Linked DNA regions of Mus musculus: region 1 is linked to region 2. Evidence: chromatin loops called from intact Hi-C (ENCODE). Cell type or tissue: gastrocnemius. All regions are shown on one strand. Links, peaks and the distances in the headings refer to the core of each region. The heading gives the core; the rest is flanking DNA.

Region 1 (8,323 bases), core at 291-8,290, 130 kb after region 2:
AAGAAAAGCTCTGTTGTTTGCAACCTGGATGTTAGGTCTAGCGTTGGGACAGAGGCCGTCTGGCTTGTGCAGCTGGAAATATTTACCGTCTGTCACACCACGGGAGGGTCACAGGACACGAATGCAGCCACATGTGGGGAGCAGGGCTAGAATGTGAGTCTCAGGTGTCCTAGAGCTATGCCGTGCAGTCTTTAGGGCTGGATGGCTTTTCTCACCTCGTTTGGCTGTTCATTACTCTCAGCTGTTTTTCTGTGGGGTGGGTTAATGGCTGTGCTGGGTCAGGGTGGTGGTATCTTGGAGGACGAAGGAGATTCGGAGAGGGATGGGTAGCAGGGGTTGCCATGGTGCTACAGGGTGAACCACGGCCTTCTCCTGCTGTGCATGCCCTGGCTGGGTAGTCTTGGCGGACGACTGGAAGGTCCATTGCTGACCCCTTTCTCTCCTTCTGTCCTGGGCAGGGATCCCGGAGAACTCAAAGGTGGAGGGCCCTGCATTCACAGACGCCATCCGCATGTACCGCCAGTCAAAGGAGCAGTACGGCACCTGGGAAATGCTGTGTGGCAACGAGGTGCAGGTGAGGTCAGAGGGCCGTGTGAGGGGTCCTCGGGAGTCACCCTGGGGCTTAGTGGGTAAGGCTGCATCAGAAGTGGGGCTCTAGGGTACAGCAGGTTTGGGAAGAGATGGCAAGAACAGATTTGGGTAAATGGGAACCCCTGTTAATCTGTCCACTCGTGTCCCTGAGTCCCGGAGGGCAGGGCAGTTCTGGACAAGATGGCCACAGCCCCCTTCCTCAGTAGCTTTGCCTCACAGGAGACCGACACCACAGGCAGACACCTGTAGGATGTGCTTGGGAGATAGCGCCACAGAGCAAAGTCCTAGTGTGGCTGGAGAGATTCAGAGAAACAAGCCAGATGGATGGACAGACACTAACCCTGCTCCTTCTCCTGTCTCTCCGTCCTAGATCCTAAGCAACCTGGTGATGGAGGAGCTGGGCCCAGCGCTGAAGGCAGAGCTTGGCCCACGGCTGAAGGGAAAGCCTCAGGAGCGGCAGCGACAGTGGATCCAGGTGTGTGGGCCTGGGACCCCTTGGCGGGGACATGGGTGTTGACAGGGAACAGCCGGCACTCGGTCCCCAGCCCCGGCGCCGACACCTCCATTGTCTCCGTAGATCTCGGACGCTGTGTACCGCCTGGTATTTGAACAGGCCAAGGTGCACTTTGAGGACGTGCTGTGTAAGCTGCAGCGGGCCCGGCCGGCCATGGAGGCAGTCATCCGCACCGACATGGACCAGATCATCACCTCCAAGGAGCATCTGGCCAGCAAGATCCGAGGTAGGCGGGTCAGAAGCCACTGGCAGATGCTTGCACACAGCCAGCCCTCCGGGGCCAGGCCAGCTTCCTCAGAGTGCAATCCTTCACTTGCCTGCCTGTTATTCTGCTGAAGAATCAGAGTCAAATCCATGACCGTCCGACTCCTGCAGATTCTTCTCTAAGTTTTACTTCTGCAAACCCAGATTTGATTCTGGCATGCTGGGGATCGAACCTAGGGCTTCACTCAACTCTCATCCACACTTGATGAGCACTCTGTCAGCGAGCTGCGACTCTAGTCTCCTTTACTCTTTGAGACGATGTCGTACACGCGACCCAGGCTAGACTTGGATTTGTGATCCTCCTGCCTCAGCCTCCCGAGTTCCTAAGGTGACAAGCTTTTGACGCTAGGCCCAGATTTTGAATGTGGAGATTTTTGTCTTTGAGGCTCAAACCTCTGTCAGGTCTGATGACGTGTCGCCCTGGTGGACCGTCATGTCACCTTGGGAATACCTAGCTTCTCCAGGTGGCATATGCGTCCTCCATCATCCACGTTGTGTTTCTTTGACTCTGTGCCAGCGGGTGGTGGCTTGCTGATGGTGATTGTGGGTCAGCCACATTCACTGGGAGTTTAGTGGGAAACTAAGAGTTGATGCTTACTGTGTGTTATAAGTATCATCTGGGCAGAAGCGGGGTAGACTTCAGAATGCCCTCTGGGTAAAACATGCTGGGGTTGGGATGTTCTGAAGAACTGGCTGGAAAGAGCCAGGCCACCCCCTCCAGGGCAGGGTCAGCTTCCACAAAGCTCACTGGATCCCCTGAGGCATCTGTGTTACAATTCTTTTCCTTTCTTCCCTTCCTCTCCCCCTTTCTCGCCAGGCCAGCTTCAGACTTGTAACTCTAAATATGTAGTGGAGGATGGCCTTGGGCTTCTAATTCTCCTGCCTCCACTTCTGGAGTGCTGGGATGGCAGATGCACTTCTTCTGCTTTGATCTGCTGTCTTTATTGATCCCTCTCTAAGGATGGGATATCCATGGGCTGGGATGATGGGGTGGGGTGGATTGTGTCCCAGGCTCTGTCACCAACGAAATTCTCTCCCTCCCCATACAGCCTTCATCCTCCCCAAGGCGGAGGTGTGCGTGAGGAACCACGTCCAGCCCTACATCCCATCCATCTTGGAGGCTCTGATGGTGCCCACCAGCCAGGGCTTCACCGAGGTGCGGGATGTCTTCTTCAAAGAGGTCACAGACATGAATCTGAACGTGATCAACGAGGGTGGCATTGACAAGCTGGGCGAGGTGAGACCTGGGCTCGGGTCTGGTGTCCCTCAGAGCATCTGCTGTGTGTCTCAGGGTGGGCTGCCCTTTCTCAGCATTACAGAGACCAGAATCCAACAGGGATCTGTCGCCTAGAGGAAAGAGTGGGTATTTTTACCCTGTACCATCAGTCTTTATGGAGCAAGATGGTTGCTAAGTTGAAAATGGCTTATACAGAGAGGGAATGGAGGAAGGAGGTGGGGAGGGCAAGCTTCAGATGTGGTCTGCATCGTTTACAAGCCACACACCCCATACAGTGTGTCTGTCCTATGGTTCTGCTGACTCAGCTCTCCGGGTGAATGTTTCTTTCTTTCTTTTTTTTTCTTTTTTGGTTTTCCGAGACAGCGTTTCTCTGTGTAGCCCTGGCTGTCCTGGAACTCACTCTGTAGTCCAGGCCTCAAACTCAGAAATCCATCTGCCTCTGCCTCCCAAGTGCTGGGATTAAAGGCGTGCGCCACCACTGCCTGGCTGAATGTCTTCCTATAGTCCCCTGTTGGCTGCCTTTGTCTAGAGTCTGTCCTGAACTTTAGCCGCCTCCTTCAGACTTCAAGTTTGGGAGTCCCAGGCAATAATAATCAGAATGTGTGCGTGACACAGAAGGAACTCAATAATCCTAAAGAGATGTCTATTGAGTTGGGGCCTAAAGACTCAGAGAGAGTAAGTGGGTGTCTTTGCAAGGTCACTAGCATCCAGAGGGCATGAGAACTGTCTTCCAGTGCCTGGCCTTTCTCCTCAACGCTGTGACAGTCTGCCTTTAGGTTCCCTCTCCCTTTTCTCCTGGGCTTGCCCGAATGGGCACCATTTCCGGGAGGCCATCCCTGGGTAGGTATGGCCTGGGCTGGTGCCAGGCCAGGCAGTATGTGGGTGTGTGGGGGCTGTGTGCTCACCCATGTGGCCCTGCTCCCTACAGTACATGGAGAAGCTATCCCAGCTGGCATACCACCCCCTGAAGATGCAGAGCTGCTATGAGAAGATGGAGCCACTGCGGCTCGACGGGCTGCAGCAGCGATTCGACGTGTCTAGCACTTCCGTGTTCAAGCAGCGAGCCCAGATCCACATGCGAGAGGTGTGTCCCCTGAGCCCACACCCCGCTAGCTGCCTTCCATGGCCCCCTAGCACCAGGAGAGGGAGACCTCCCGCCACATGCCTCCCAGAACACCCGTTGCTCACTTAGCTGCCAATCAGGTCTCCATAGGATCCAGCCCTTCCCCCAGGAAGCTGTCCTTGCCACCTAGTCTCTTGCTGGGATTTCTGCATTCAGGCAGACACCTGTATCTAGATTCCCAGAGAGCACACAAGCTACAGACCACCCCTGACTCCTCTGCCACGGGCCTAGGATGGGCACTGGCTGGGGATGCAGGAAGAAAGGGTCTCATGAACTCTGCCGTATGCCTTGTAGCAAATGGACAATGCTGTGTACACCTTCGAAACCCTCCTGCACCAAGAGCTGGGGAAGGGACCCACCAAGGAGGAGCTGTGCAAATCCATCCAGCGGATTCTAGAGCGCGTGCTGAAGGTGAGCCTGACTCCATTGGGCTGGGGTCGACATGGCCAGCCAAGCCCAGGGCTGAGCGGCCAGACACCATCCCCAGGAAGCACCTGGCGCATAGGGTACACGTGAATGCTCCAGGCTTGAGTCTGACCCTCCTGCCAGCTGAGCCCCTTACCCAGAGTCCCTCCTGCCCTCCTCCCTGCAGAAATACGACTATGACAGCAGTTCTGTGCGCAAGAGATTCTTCCGAGAGGCGCTGCTGCAGATCACCATTCCCTTCCTGCTCAAAAAGCTGGCCCCCACCTGCAAGTCGGTGAGTCCCCGCCTTGCCCTTAGCCCCTCAGGGAGTGGCTGGTGGTGCAGCCTCTGAACTTTCTCTGCCTGCTTCCCCGGCAGGAGCTGCCACGCTTCCAGGAGCTGATCTTTGAAGACTTTGCCAGGTTCATCCTGGTGGAGAACACGTACGAGGAGGTGGTGCTGCAGACGGTCATGAAGGACATCCTGCAGGGTGAGCAGGGAGGGGCAGCCCAGAAGAGACAGGCGGCAGAGAGAGGCCAAGACTCCAGGAAGAGGCTGCGTCCAGACACTGGCTTCTCTGTGCCTTAGGTTTCCTCTCTGGGTGGAGTGGTCAGAGTGGGACATAGTGGTCTGCCAGCTTGAGCTCTGGGCTTGAGTTATACTTTTGCGGCAGGAAGGCCCAGAGCAAAGCAAGGCCCAGGAGGCTGTCTGGTTTGCCATGACTGTCCATGCTGAGTGTGCTGTGTCTCTTTGGTCTTGCAGCTGTGAAGGAGGCCGCAGTGCAGCGCAAACACAACCTCTACCGTGACAGCATGGTTCTGCACAATAGTGACCCCAATCTACACCTGCTGGCTGAGGGCACACCAATCGACTGGGGCGAACAGTACGGTGACAGCGGTGACAGCGGCGGTGGTGACAGTGGTGGCAGCCCCTGCCCCTCTGAAGCAGCCACCCTCACAGAAAAGCGCAGGCGTGCCAAGCAGGTGATGTCCGTGGTCCAGGACGAGGAGTCGGGGCTGCCCTTTGAGGCTGGCGTTGAACCGCCATCACCTGCATCCCCGGACAGTGTCACCGAGCTCCGAGGCCTGTTGGCCCAGGACCTGCAGGCTGAAAGCTCCCCACCAGCCAGCCCTCTTCTCAATGGGGCTCCAGTCCAAGAGAGCTCCCAACCCGTGGCAGTCCCAGAGGCCTCACCGCCAGCCTCACCCCTCCGGCATCTCCCACCTGGAAAGGCTGTGGACCTTGAGCCCCCTAAGCCCAGTGACCAAGAGACCGGAGAGCAGGTGTCTAGCCCCGGTAGCCGTCCCCCCATCCATACCACCACTGAGGACAGTGCGGGAGTGCAGACGGAGTTCTAAGCATGGCCTCCAGGCTTCTGTTGGACTCTGCACCAGGGCGCTCCTCCTTGGGCACCACAGCCTCTCACCTCTGGGGAGGGGTACTCCAGTTTGTGCCTTGTGGGAAAGGTGGCTGGGGTGGTGTGGCATCTCCAGGGGTCTGGCCTACCCAAGTCACTTTATGGGGTTCAGTACACCTGTTACTGCCCCGTTTTCTGTGGGCTGATCTCCAATGCTGGGTCTGGTTTTGAGGGTTTCCTCTTTGTGCAAGGGTCTGGGGAGCCCCTCCATCCCGCCCTCGTACTGTTACGGCGGCAGATGAAAGCAGTGGTGGTGTGACTCACGTATAGGAAGCTAGGAAGCTGTCATCTCACTCTGGGGCTCCTTGGGACCAACGTGGCAAGGAAAAGGCAGACCAGGCCTCTGTCCCGCCCACTCCCTGCAGGTCCCAAGGTTAGACACTGGCCTCACTTTGCTAGCTACTGCTGTGGGAGGGCGGGGCTTAGGGGTCTTACAGGGGAGTGATGCTAGAGGTCAGAGGTCATGATGGAATGAGAAAGGCCCAGAATGTGTTAGTCTGTGCAGGGGAAGTGTCCTGAGGGGGAGGGAGCTTGGGAGTGTCTTTGCCAGGATGGCAAAGTGAAGGTAGCTGAAGTTGGAGTGTCTTGGGTGACCCGTTCCTGCTCATCTGGCTGACAACGCTCATTGGCAGGGCTTAGCTGTGGGCTGTTTCACTACGTGCCAGGAAGCTGGTGGGGCTCCAGAGGGACATTGAGGGCTATGGCTCTCTGAGACACTGCTGACCATTCATGGCCTCTGCTCCCGTCACCTAATCCTGATAATTCCAGACCCCTCTTCCAATGTCCTTGTGAGCCATTTGGGCTTGTCTTTCCCTCTTAGTCACAAGGGTCAAACCAAGAGTCAGTTAGCTAGATGACTCTCCCCAGACTCTGTCGCCAGAGTTGGGAGAACAAAGCAGAGACTGCCGCTCCAAGGCCCCCAGGACGAGGTCCCTCCCAGTCCTGTGTCCCTTGCTCTGTGGACCTGCTCCCCAGACGCAGGCCTCAGACCCACAGGATGTGGCCGGTGCTCAGGGACACCCAGTCCCCTGCCCTCACTCCGAGTACTGACTTCTTTCCATGTTCTCTAGTGCCTTGGGGGTTTCCACCATCCTTCCAGATATGGTATGAAGAATCTATGCAAACTGTGTAAGCTTCTGCTCATCAATAAACGCTTTATTTAAAGCTCATTTCCTCATGTGCTGCTGGGGTGGGGGAGATCTGGGCCTACCGTATCTAGGGATCCATTCATCCCAGATCTCTTGGGCTCATCATATGAGCTACCAGGCCCCTGATCTGAGTGTGTTCCTGCACGTGTGTACAGGTACAAATTCACATGTGCATGTGGAAGCCAAAGGATCTCGGATCATTCCGCCTCGTGTTTTGAGATGAGGTCTCATTAGCCTGGAACTCACTAACTCGGTTAGCTTGGCTGACTGGTGAGTCCCAGGGTCTGCCGGCTTCAGCTTCCTCAGTACTTTGATTACATGTACTGGCCTGGCTCTGTGAGATCTGGGGAGCCAGACTTCCAAATGACAACTAATGTACTGAGGCCTCTTTCTCTAACTCATTCTTACAATCCCCTATTTTAGAGGGAGAAACTGAGGCTCAGAAAGAAGGGGAGAGGCCATAGAGCTTTCAGGTGACTAGCCTTCTGATGGCTCATCAGTCCCATGTGTCCACCATGAGGGTGGCCTCCAGGCCTGAGCTAGGTGCTAATGTCTAGTTCCCCCAGAGCCAGTCAAGTAGTAATATTTGTTGAGCACATGCTGTAGGCCATATACACTATACTGGGGAGGGCAGTAGGGTGCCATGTCACATGGAACCCTTCACTACAGCTGGTGAGGGTGGGCTGCCCCTCTGAAAGTTAACATGCCTTCCAGTTGCCTCAGCAGCCCCCTCACCTAGGATAATCATTGCAGGAACACAACCTGTCCCATGAGCACAGGCTACTTATAAATAAATAATGAGACCCCCATCTCTGGCTCTGTTCCCCTCGCCCTCTTTCAAGAGGGTGTTGCCTAACTCTCCATGGGGCAATGTTTCTGTTGCCTTCCCTCTGACCCAGGGGCAGCAGCTCTCGCCCTTTTCCCCAGAAGAGCTGCCCTCTCCCCGGACTCTGCCTACTCCTACCCCTCCCAAGTTCTCATGGACCTAGGGGTGACTCTGCAAGGAGTCAGATTTACTGGTGCTCCTGTTTTGAATCAACCTGCCTGTGTAGGCTAAGGATGCAGATATGGGAGGGTGGGTGTTCAGAAAGAAGCAAAAGGGTGCTGGGGAGTCTTGCACAACCCACCCCTTCCCAGAGACACTGGTGCACCTTAGGACGGGATGGCTGATACATTCCACAGATATGGACACCTCCAGGAGGGGCAGACAGCTGGGTGTAGCGCTGAGGCTTGGCTACTAACATGGATTCCTGAGTCCTGCAGGGCCACCTCCCTACGCTGGACCTTGGCCCCCTGCCCCAAGGCTCCACCACCAGCAGATTTGCCCTGTCTTTTGTTCACTGTTCAGAATAGCTATGTCACAGGCCAGGAACATTCCACCTGCCTGCCTAGTGCTCAGAGCAGTGGGGGTCGGGGTGGCAGGTGGTGGGTGACAAAGGCCTATGGCAGTCTTGCCCTAGTCTGGGGAATGAGGGTAGGTGGGAGTCCAGCAGTGGTGGAGATGGTACCAAGGAAGGGCCAGGGCTGGTAGGTGCTGTGCCTTCAGCTGCTGTGGTAGATCCGGAGGCGCTGGGAGATCTCCTGGCGGCACAGTGGGCAGGTGCGCAGAGGCTGGCAGCACTGC
Region 2 (8,269 bases), core at 270-8,269:
CACTGGCCGGCACTCAGACTGGCTTCCTGTGGACACCCTAAGCCTCCCCCATAGGTGCAAAGAGGAGGCTCGTTCCACGCCAGCCTCCAGAGGTGTCTGCTCATCGCTGAGAACAGGGAGCGAGCAGGGGCTAGCGAGAACATCACTCCCTCAGCATGTCCTATCCGGGGAACAAACACCAACAAGGACAGAAATGAATCCAACCAAGCTTGGAGAGACACCCACACATCTACCTTTCCATATTCAAGCAATGTGCACACGCGGGACAGGGCTATATACAGGTCACGGGGTCATAAATAAGGGAGAATTCACTCGGTCCGGAGTTCTGACGCTTCTGCAGTGTGGAGCTTGCATGTGAACTTACTGTGGGATACATACAGAAGATGCTCATTTTTAAAAAACAACACATTACTCTCTTGCTTTTCAGAGGACAAGATGGGGTGTCATCGCACAGGAGAAGAACTCAGCACGGCAACGGGGTGGCCAGGGCGTGCAGGGCTGGGGAGGCAGCAGAGTAACCGAGGTGGCGCACGGGGGAGCTGCAGAGCATTTTGGGAAGGGAGCCGGGGTTTTGGGGGGCAGCTTATTTTTTAACTGCTTATTTCTTCATCTGTTTTATTCAGCTTCTTCAGCGTGTCCAGCAGTTTCTGTGGGGTGAGAATGTGCGTGGATCCTGGGAAGGCAGAGAAGACAGTGAGCTCACTCACCTGTGGTGGCCTGAGGCTTCTGTCCCCGACTCTCCATCCCCCCAACCCTGGTCTGGGTCCAGTGGAAGCTGGGAAGGGTTTGGGGATGGAACCCTTGGGTCCCCGTCAACTAGGCTAAGGAAGCATTTAGGCTCACGCAGGGTCCCAGGATGACCCAGAGCCATCTGTCAGGTGATGGGTGACTGCTTCATTCTCTCTTGAAGTTAAGGTGAAGCCAGGTAGAGAAATTTCAAATATGGCAAGAGACAGTGGCTGAGAAGGGCAGAGGCTTGGAGGTGTCTCTATGTAGAGAGAATGGTGCCTGGCAGGGCATGGGGACCCACTAACCTCTGGGAGCCGGCATGTTGGTGCTGGCACAGTGGGGGACCTCAGGTGTGAGGGAAAGGGCGGGGACCTGAGGCCTTACCTTGTGGAGACCGTATTGTAAGAGACTTGTATTGTAAGAGATTAGAAATGCTTGCAAAAGTTTAAGCTAATGGAATCAGATATACTTCTAGAGCAAAGGTTAAAAAAAATACAAATAAAATTTTAAATGAAGGCCTTTTCCATAGAGATGTAGGTGCACTAAAATGATGCATGGACCAAGTGGTTTGGGCATGGACTTGATCAAACAGAATGAAGGTGACGGTGGTGTGAGCATGAGGCGTGCATGCGCGTGGCAGTGGGTGCAAAGCAGGGTCCTGGTGGAACAGGAGAGCCAAAGGAAAGGTCTGTTCTTGAAAATGTGCCTCCCTGGGGAAGGGACCTGCAAGCAGTAGGCCTCTGTGGGAGTGGGGAGCCGAGATCCCATTCCAGACTTCTGTTCCAAGGGCAGGAACAAGGTGCCTTGCTCCCCGCGCCCCCGACACCACCTGCTTAGTGACCTAGAAGCTTCCTGGTCAGTGTGGACCAGCAGAAGAGCAGCAATCTGAGGGGCTCTTCCAGGTCCTGTCTCTGCATTCACTGTTCTGGTCCAGAAGTCCATCCCTGGCTATGCCCTGGGGTCAACAAGCATGCTGCCCTGAATGTTCTCTGTACTGGCCCTGGGCTTTAAGGATTGTTCCATTAATCTGCAGAGGTGCAGCTCCTTACACAGAGTGGATGTGTAGTCAGGAGCATTTTATTCTGCCCGTCTGCTCAAGCACACTCACTGCAGTGAGCTAGCTAGTCTTCCTAGGAGTCCTAGGGCAGGCCAAAGGCCTTCCCAAGTGAAGGGTCATCAGCATGAGCTAGTGCCAGAGGGAGGGCTGTCCTCCACTCCCTCCATGCTGGGGCTCTGGATCCAGTGAGGAGTGGCCTAGGGCTTCCTAAAGTCAACAAGGAACATACTGGTGAGAGAATGCCCTGCTCCCAGTGCTGGAAACTGGTCCAGGAAACTGGAAGTTTTGATCTGGAAGGTGAATTTAAAGGGGCTCCTTTGATCAGAGGCTTGTTTCAAAGGCCCTCCTCACTTTTCACATGTACATTCAGAAAGTCGGGGAGCTAGATCTAGAATTTTCTGATACTATCTTATTCCTAGTCTTTACTGAAGGACAAGTGTAGAACTAAATCTTGTTGAGCCGGTGAGGCCTCGCTTAGTAGAAGGCTAGTTCCCTTGATCCAGGTCACCCATAGCCAGGTCCTGACGTCCAACAACCTGAACTGTCTCAGTACTGCACAAGGAACTCAGTACCATCCACACCTCAAAGTGAGCGAGGCGAGCCCCTAAGTTGTATTTTACAATTGATCTCATGTTAGTCTCCAAAAGATTGGCTACACTGGCCTTGTCCTCAAGAATGTTGAGGCTCTTCCAGGCCACGCAGCTGGGTGATTGTGAAATGCCGGCAGTGCCGCCAAAGATGAAGTCGAGGCACACTCAAATACCATCTCATTCTTCAAAGACTTAGGGGGTGGCTCTCTGGATTAAGAGCTCCCTGGAGCCTTCTGGGAAAGAAGCCAGCCTTATCAGAGGGACATACAAGGGATGCTTGTATGTCAGAACCAACAGCCCAACCAGGAACACAGCAAAATATTCTCTATATAAGCACACACAAAAACCAGACAAGTGAAAGGTTGATGGGGGTGATGGGGGCACACGCCTTTAATCCCAGCACTCAAAAGGCAGAGGCAGAGCCAGAGGCAGAGCCAGAGGCAGGTGGATCTTTGTGAGTTTGAAACTAGCCTGGTCTACAGAGCTAGTTCCAGGACAGATACACAGAGATACTGTCTTGAAAAACAAAACAACCCTCATAAGTATGTGCACTCAATAGGTCTAATCTAGCCTGAGAGTTCTTTCACTTGTTTTTGTTCCTTTTTAAAAACAACTTTCATTTTATATATGTGAGTGTTTTACCTTCAACGTTTCAGTGCACCACATCTGACCCTGGTGCTCAACGAGGCCAGAAGAGGGCATTGGATCCCCTGTGACAGGATCCTGTGAGGGTACTAGGAATAGAACCCAGATCCTCTGGAAGAGCAGCCAGTGCTTCTAACCACCAAGCCATTTCTACAACTCTCTCATTTGTTCTGATGGCTTCCTGACCATCCCCTCATGCCTGGCACTACTTACCTGCATCACAAGGTGAAAATGTGAAATTCTAATTATCAGACTTCACTCAGGGCCATGCAGAGGGATGACACATGAGGCTTGAGAGAATTAGGCTTCTTCAACGATCAAGTTTCCCCTAACCCACAGCTGCACTAGTGCCTGAAGAGAGGAGCTAGGAGGACACAAACAGCACTGTCTTCCAGAACACATACTTGCTGGGGCCACTCTCCCTTGTGTCTGGGCTTCATCTTAAAGGTAAGCTCCAAAACTATGACTCTCTAAGGGTCTGCACTACTCTGACTCTGTCACCTGGAAGGTCACAACAGGACAGGTGAATGGCTTTCATTTGCCTCTGGCCTCACTGATTTAGGGCTCTGTGGTTTGCCATTGCTTCATCTCCCTGCTCCCCTCAAGACATATATATTTTAAATTTTATTTATTTATCTTTGTGACAGGGTCTGGCTATTCTCAAACTTGTGTACACCAGGCTGGCCTCAAACTTGCATAGATCTGCCTGCCTCTGCCTTCTAAGAGGCAGATTAAAGTCGTGTGTCACCGTGCCCTGTTAGTTTACTTAGGTTTTAGACACACTGTGTACACTAGGCTGGCTTTGAACTTGAGACCTGAGTGCCTCTGTCTCCTCTGGCCTTGGTGGACAGAAGCTCACCTCTATGCTTTACTGCCTATTGACCGTGCTTCTCAGAGGAGGAGGAGCACAGGGAGGATGGAGCTGAGGTCCAGGCCATGGCCTAGTCCATTTCTTGGCTCACAGCTATTGCCCTGGAGGTGATACCTCTCTGCTGGGGGAAGTGGGGGTAAATGGAGTGGCCTACTATTTCTTCTTGCGGCATGGGAACCACACTAAGCAAGCCAGCTTCTGGTGGTATCTAGTAAGCTTCAGAAGAGCCATGCCCCGAGATGCACAGGAGGCTAGAGGTATGTAAGCATGGCTCCAGGCCTGCACATGACCTACTAAATGCAGACTGATTCAAAGGTGCTTGGGTGCAGTAGCCAGGGCTCTCTCACTGTGGCTTACCGGACACTCCAACTTACTAGCTCACTGGGTCACACATCAACTTATGTTGAAAGGACATTTTCAGAGCCCATAATAAAACAGGGAAAAATACTGAGGAATTACTAACACCGAGTTCCCAACATGCTTAAAGGATAGAAACAGAGCAGGAGTGAGGAGGGTCTATTAAGTCACTGACAGACAGACAGACAGACTGACAGCCTGGATGCTCCTGAGCATCAAGCTTTGGGGTATCAAGAACAGATTTCCCCTGAGGGCTGTAGAGCTTATCAAGAGGAGAGAGAGAGAGAGAGAGAGAGAGAGAGAGAGAGAGAGAGAGAGAGAGAGAGGTGTCTTCCCTTCTTCCTCCTCTTGCAAGGGTCACTCCTCATGCCAAGCAACCTGTCTACCACTAAGGCACATCCCAGCCCTCTTTTTACTTTTTAAAAATGCTTTAATTTTATTTTAATTATGCATAAGAGTGTGAGTGTGCACTCATGAATGCAGGTGCCCACAGAGAGGCATTGGATACTCTGGAGCCAGGGTTACAGGAGGTTGTGAGTGGCTGGATGTGGGTGCTGGGAACAGAATCTGGGGCTTCTCCAAGAGCACTATGTGCTCTTAACCACTGAGCCATCTCTCCAGCTACGTTTTTACTTTTTATTTTGAGACGCAGGCTTGTTAAATTGCCCAGGCTGGTCTTGAACTCACTCTGTAGCCCAGGTGGGCCTTGGACCTGCCTCTGCCTGCTGAGTGGCTGGGACACCAGCCTACCCTGCTGGCCTGGAGTAAAAGCAGAACAAGAGAGTGCAGTTTCTGCAGCGTGGGGTGTGGTGAGCAGTGCTATCACGGAACCTACAGCAGCTGAAGGGTGGTCATCCCTCAGCACTGTACCTGTCCCTCTGCCATCCACTGGCCCGGAGCCTCCTCTATCCCCTGTTATTCCCCTCTCACCCTCAGGTGCTGTGGACATCTCCCTAGTGTCGGCCTTTACCTGTGGCCATCCTGAATGTCCGCTGGCCTCACTCTCAGGCTTGCATACCCTGTAGGAGCCTGCATTTCATCCTGGGCAGCTGGCTTGGGTACCAGGCCTCAGACAGCCCTATCCCTAGGCTCCTCTTTGAGGAGTAGTCACATAGCTACTGTCACTTGGCCTAACCCCACTGACTGCACAGCGTTCACCCAGGGCGGGAGTGAGCTGGCGGGTGGAGCCCAGGGTGTGAAGGTGGCACTGGACACATTTTCAATTGGCATTAAGAACCGCAAGCATTTTCTTGGAAAAAGGAAATCAAAGAAATGATAAAGTAAAAAGAGAAAAAGAAAGAAAGAGAGTGACAGGATCATCAAAGAAAGCCCTTCGGAGTGGAAGAGTTTCTTTCTGGAATAAGCTGCTTTTACTTTGTCTCTTTGGCTCTCACTCCATTGTTGGAGCCTGATCCTCAAAAGATACCCTAGAGGACTCCCTGAAGTCGGGGTGTCTCAGGTCCATGAGGAATTTGGTGGGAGTGAGAATGTGAGTAGAACCTGTGGGAGAATAGAGGCCGGCTGAACGAGGCGCCCCGGACACGCCAACGGAGGCCCCAGTGCCCAAAGCTGGAGAGGCGTGAGAGGCGAAGCATGCACGGGCACATGCACACACGTATGCAGGCATGCACAAAACACGTGAGGCACACGGCGGATGGTGGCTGCTTTCAGAAGCCCCTCCATGAACCCACATGGGCAGCTCTCTGTCCCTGGGTCTCCACCCTCCCCCTGCACAAGGAACCTTAAGGAAGGTCCAAAGGGGAAAAGGAAGGGTCACACCCAAAGCTTGGCTGTGACAGCTACTGTCCAGGGAAGCTGTGTTTGAGCTCAGAGTCCTCTAACACATGCATGCAACACATATGCAGGCAGTGAGCAGGGAACACTCATGGGGCCTATGTCACAGACAGAAAAACAAGCAGGGAAATGAATCGTGGCTGCCTGTGGGAGCTGGGGAGGGGTGTGCAGTCTTCCCATGTAGTTGTGCAAAGGTGATGACCCCCTCATGCCTGTCTGGGCAAACCCAGAAACTGTAATCTTACTGCCCTATGGAGCCTGCTTGCTTGGACAGCTTGGGGAGTCCCGGGACTGGGTCATCCAAATTGGATAGACAGAAGTGACACTCGCTGAGATGACCTCACCTGGGAGTGTGGACAGGCGCCTGTGCGCTGAGGGAAGCCTTTCTGGCTGGGCAGCTGAGGGCCGCCTCTCTAGCAGTGCACATGAACCCAATTGAACCCAGATTTCTCTCCCTTGATTGTCTGTCAGCCCTAGATGCTGCAGATGATTCTGGAGACAGGGAGCAGGCCGTGCCGTCTGCCACACAGACCATCTTCCCCCAGTGGCTTATGCTCTTTTGGAAGTGAACAGGAAATACAAGAAAGGGTGTGGCAGCCCAGAAGGTCAGGGCCTGGGTAGGACACCCTTCTGACCCTTCCGACCACTGGGTCAGCAGCATCCATGGACACGCACGCTGTCTGTCTACCTCCAACAGAGGGTGAGGTGGTCAGTAGTGACAGCCCTGCCATCAGGCAAGGTAATGATATGGCTTGGAGAGAGCCTCTCTTTCTTAAGTGACTGCACTCGGGCAGTGTCATTGTATGGATTTGGGACTCTATGCCCAGGCTCTTTCCATTCCAAAATGCTGTCCTTCAGCAAGAGACACAGTGTGGCAGACAGCCCTGGCTTCTGCTATCCGGGGCCAAGTGGTGCTGGGGTGAGGGAGGCCCTAAGATGGAAGTGCCAGGAAGCATGGGATGGAGTGAAGGAGCAGTGAGGCCACAGCAGAACACATGCTTTGCTTACCTATCAGCACTTCCCACTTGCCGTTGGCCTGGGTCACTTCGTAAGCACAGCGCATCTCATTCAGGCTCACACCCCCAAGGATGAAAATAATGAGGCGGGGACCGCTGCGGTACTCCCCGGGGGCCTTATTCTTGTGCCAATGTCCATAGCGGGCACTGAGGGAGAGAGAGCAGATACAGGTGGCTTGTTACCCGGAGCCTCACACAGCGGCATGGCGCTGCTCCCATGCTCATCAGTGCTGCACTGCAGGGGCCTGAGCTGTGACTGCCACTCTCATAAATACCCAGGCTCCTCTCAGCAGCTTTGCCTGGATGGTTCTCACCCAGATGTCTGGGCTTGCCTGGGACTCTGCATCACTGAGTATCAAGTTTGCACACTGCTCACATGTAAAGAAGCTTGTGGAAGCCAGGCTTTCTGGTACTATATCCCCAGGGACAGACAGCACTTGCTCACTAACAAGTCACAATCTAACAGGATGGGAAATGCTGACCACCATGGGCCAGAGCCAGGGCCGCAGGGCACTGCTCAGGCATTACCAGGAGGTAAGGAGCAGCTCAGCCTTCAGTAACAAACCTCCCTCTGTCCCTGCACTTCCTCAGTAGGGACCTAGCCTCAGACACAAGCCAGGACGATGAAAAACATGACAGAGAGGAAGCAAGTCCTCTCTGGACACCAGAACGCTCCACCCTGCTTCATCACGACAGCCCCGGATGCAGTGGGACACTACCAGTCTCTCCTGGGCCCAACTGGCCCAGCAAGTGCAGCCCTTGGAGGCTGTACTTTATTCCACAGCTGGCAATGGCTTGTTCCATCCCAGGGAATGCCAATGCCACAGAGCCACTGCAGACCTCTGGCCCATGACCAGGTAAAGGCCAATGGTGAAGACAGAAAGAAGAAAAGCCAGAGACAAGCCATTGAAAAGGGACAGCGGCTGGCACCCTAGAGCGTTTCTGGTCATGGTGGAGCACACCTTAAATCCCAGCCTTGGAAGGCAGATATCACTGGTGGATCTCTGTGAGTTCAAGGTCAGGCTGGTCAGCAGAGTGAGTTCCAGGACAGACAGAGCTACACAAAGAGATCCTGTCTCAAAAACAAAACAAAACAAAACTAGGGCTGAAGAGATGGTTCAACAGTTAAGAGTACTGACTGTTCCTCTGAAGGTCCTGAGTTCAAATCCCAGCAACCACATGGTGGCTCACAACCATCTGTAATGAGATC

The links. Hi-C counts contacts between places; a loop is a spot of excess contacts. Peaks named below come from ENCODE experiments on the same cell type or tissue, not always from the same donor. Only the 100,000 strongest peaks of a DNase experiment are listed, where the experiment ranks them.
Region 1: a loop joins it to region 2, with 2.3 times the contacts of the local background. A loop is called at or near these places in 10 of 42 quality-filtered maps.

The regions. Positions count from the first base shown.
Region 1 is chr2:32,918,535-32,926,857 of GRCm38, forward strand. Niban2 (niban apoptosis regulator 2) reads left to right here. Exons shown (of 14, transcript NM_146119.2): 6 at 459-574; 7 at 962-1,066; 8 at 1,169-1,331; 9 at 2,419-2,606; 10 at 3,535-3,690; 11 at 4,024-4,140; 12 at 4,322-4,429; 13 at 4,513-4,624; 14 at 4,897-6,719. The coding sequence ends at 5,492. It overlaps Lrsam1 (leucine rich repeat and sterile alpha motif containing 1), which reads right to left. Exons shown (of 26, transcript NM_199302.3): 26 at 6,681-8,323. The coding sequence ends at 8,242. Among named protein-coding and RNA genes, the nearest start is that of Lrsam1, 39 kb to the right of the region's middle. In gastrocnemius, for the core only: no CTCF peak of the experiment used is centred there; DNase peaks (open chromatin) are centred at 8,079 and 8,284.
Region 2 is chr2:32,788,965-32,797,233 of GRCm38, forward strand. It overlaps Stxbp1 (syntaxin binding protein 1), which reads right to left. Exons shown (of 19, transcript NM_009295.2): 18 at 7,052-7,206; 19 at 1-673. The coding sequence ends at 591. Among named protein-coding and RNA genes, the nearest start is that of Cfap157, 8.7 kb to the left of the region's middle. In gastrocnemius, for the core only: no CTCF peak of the experiment used is centred there; no DNase peak of the experiment used is centred there; H3K27ac peaks cover 1,928 bases.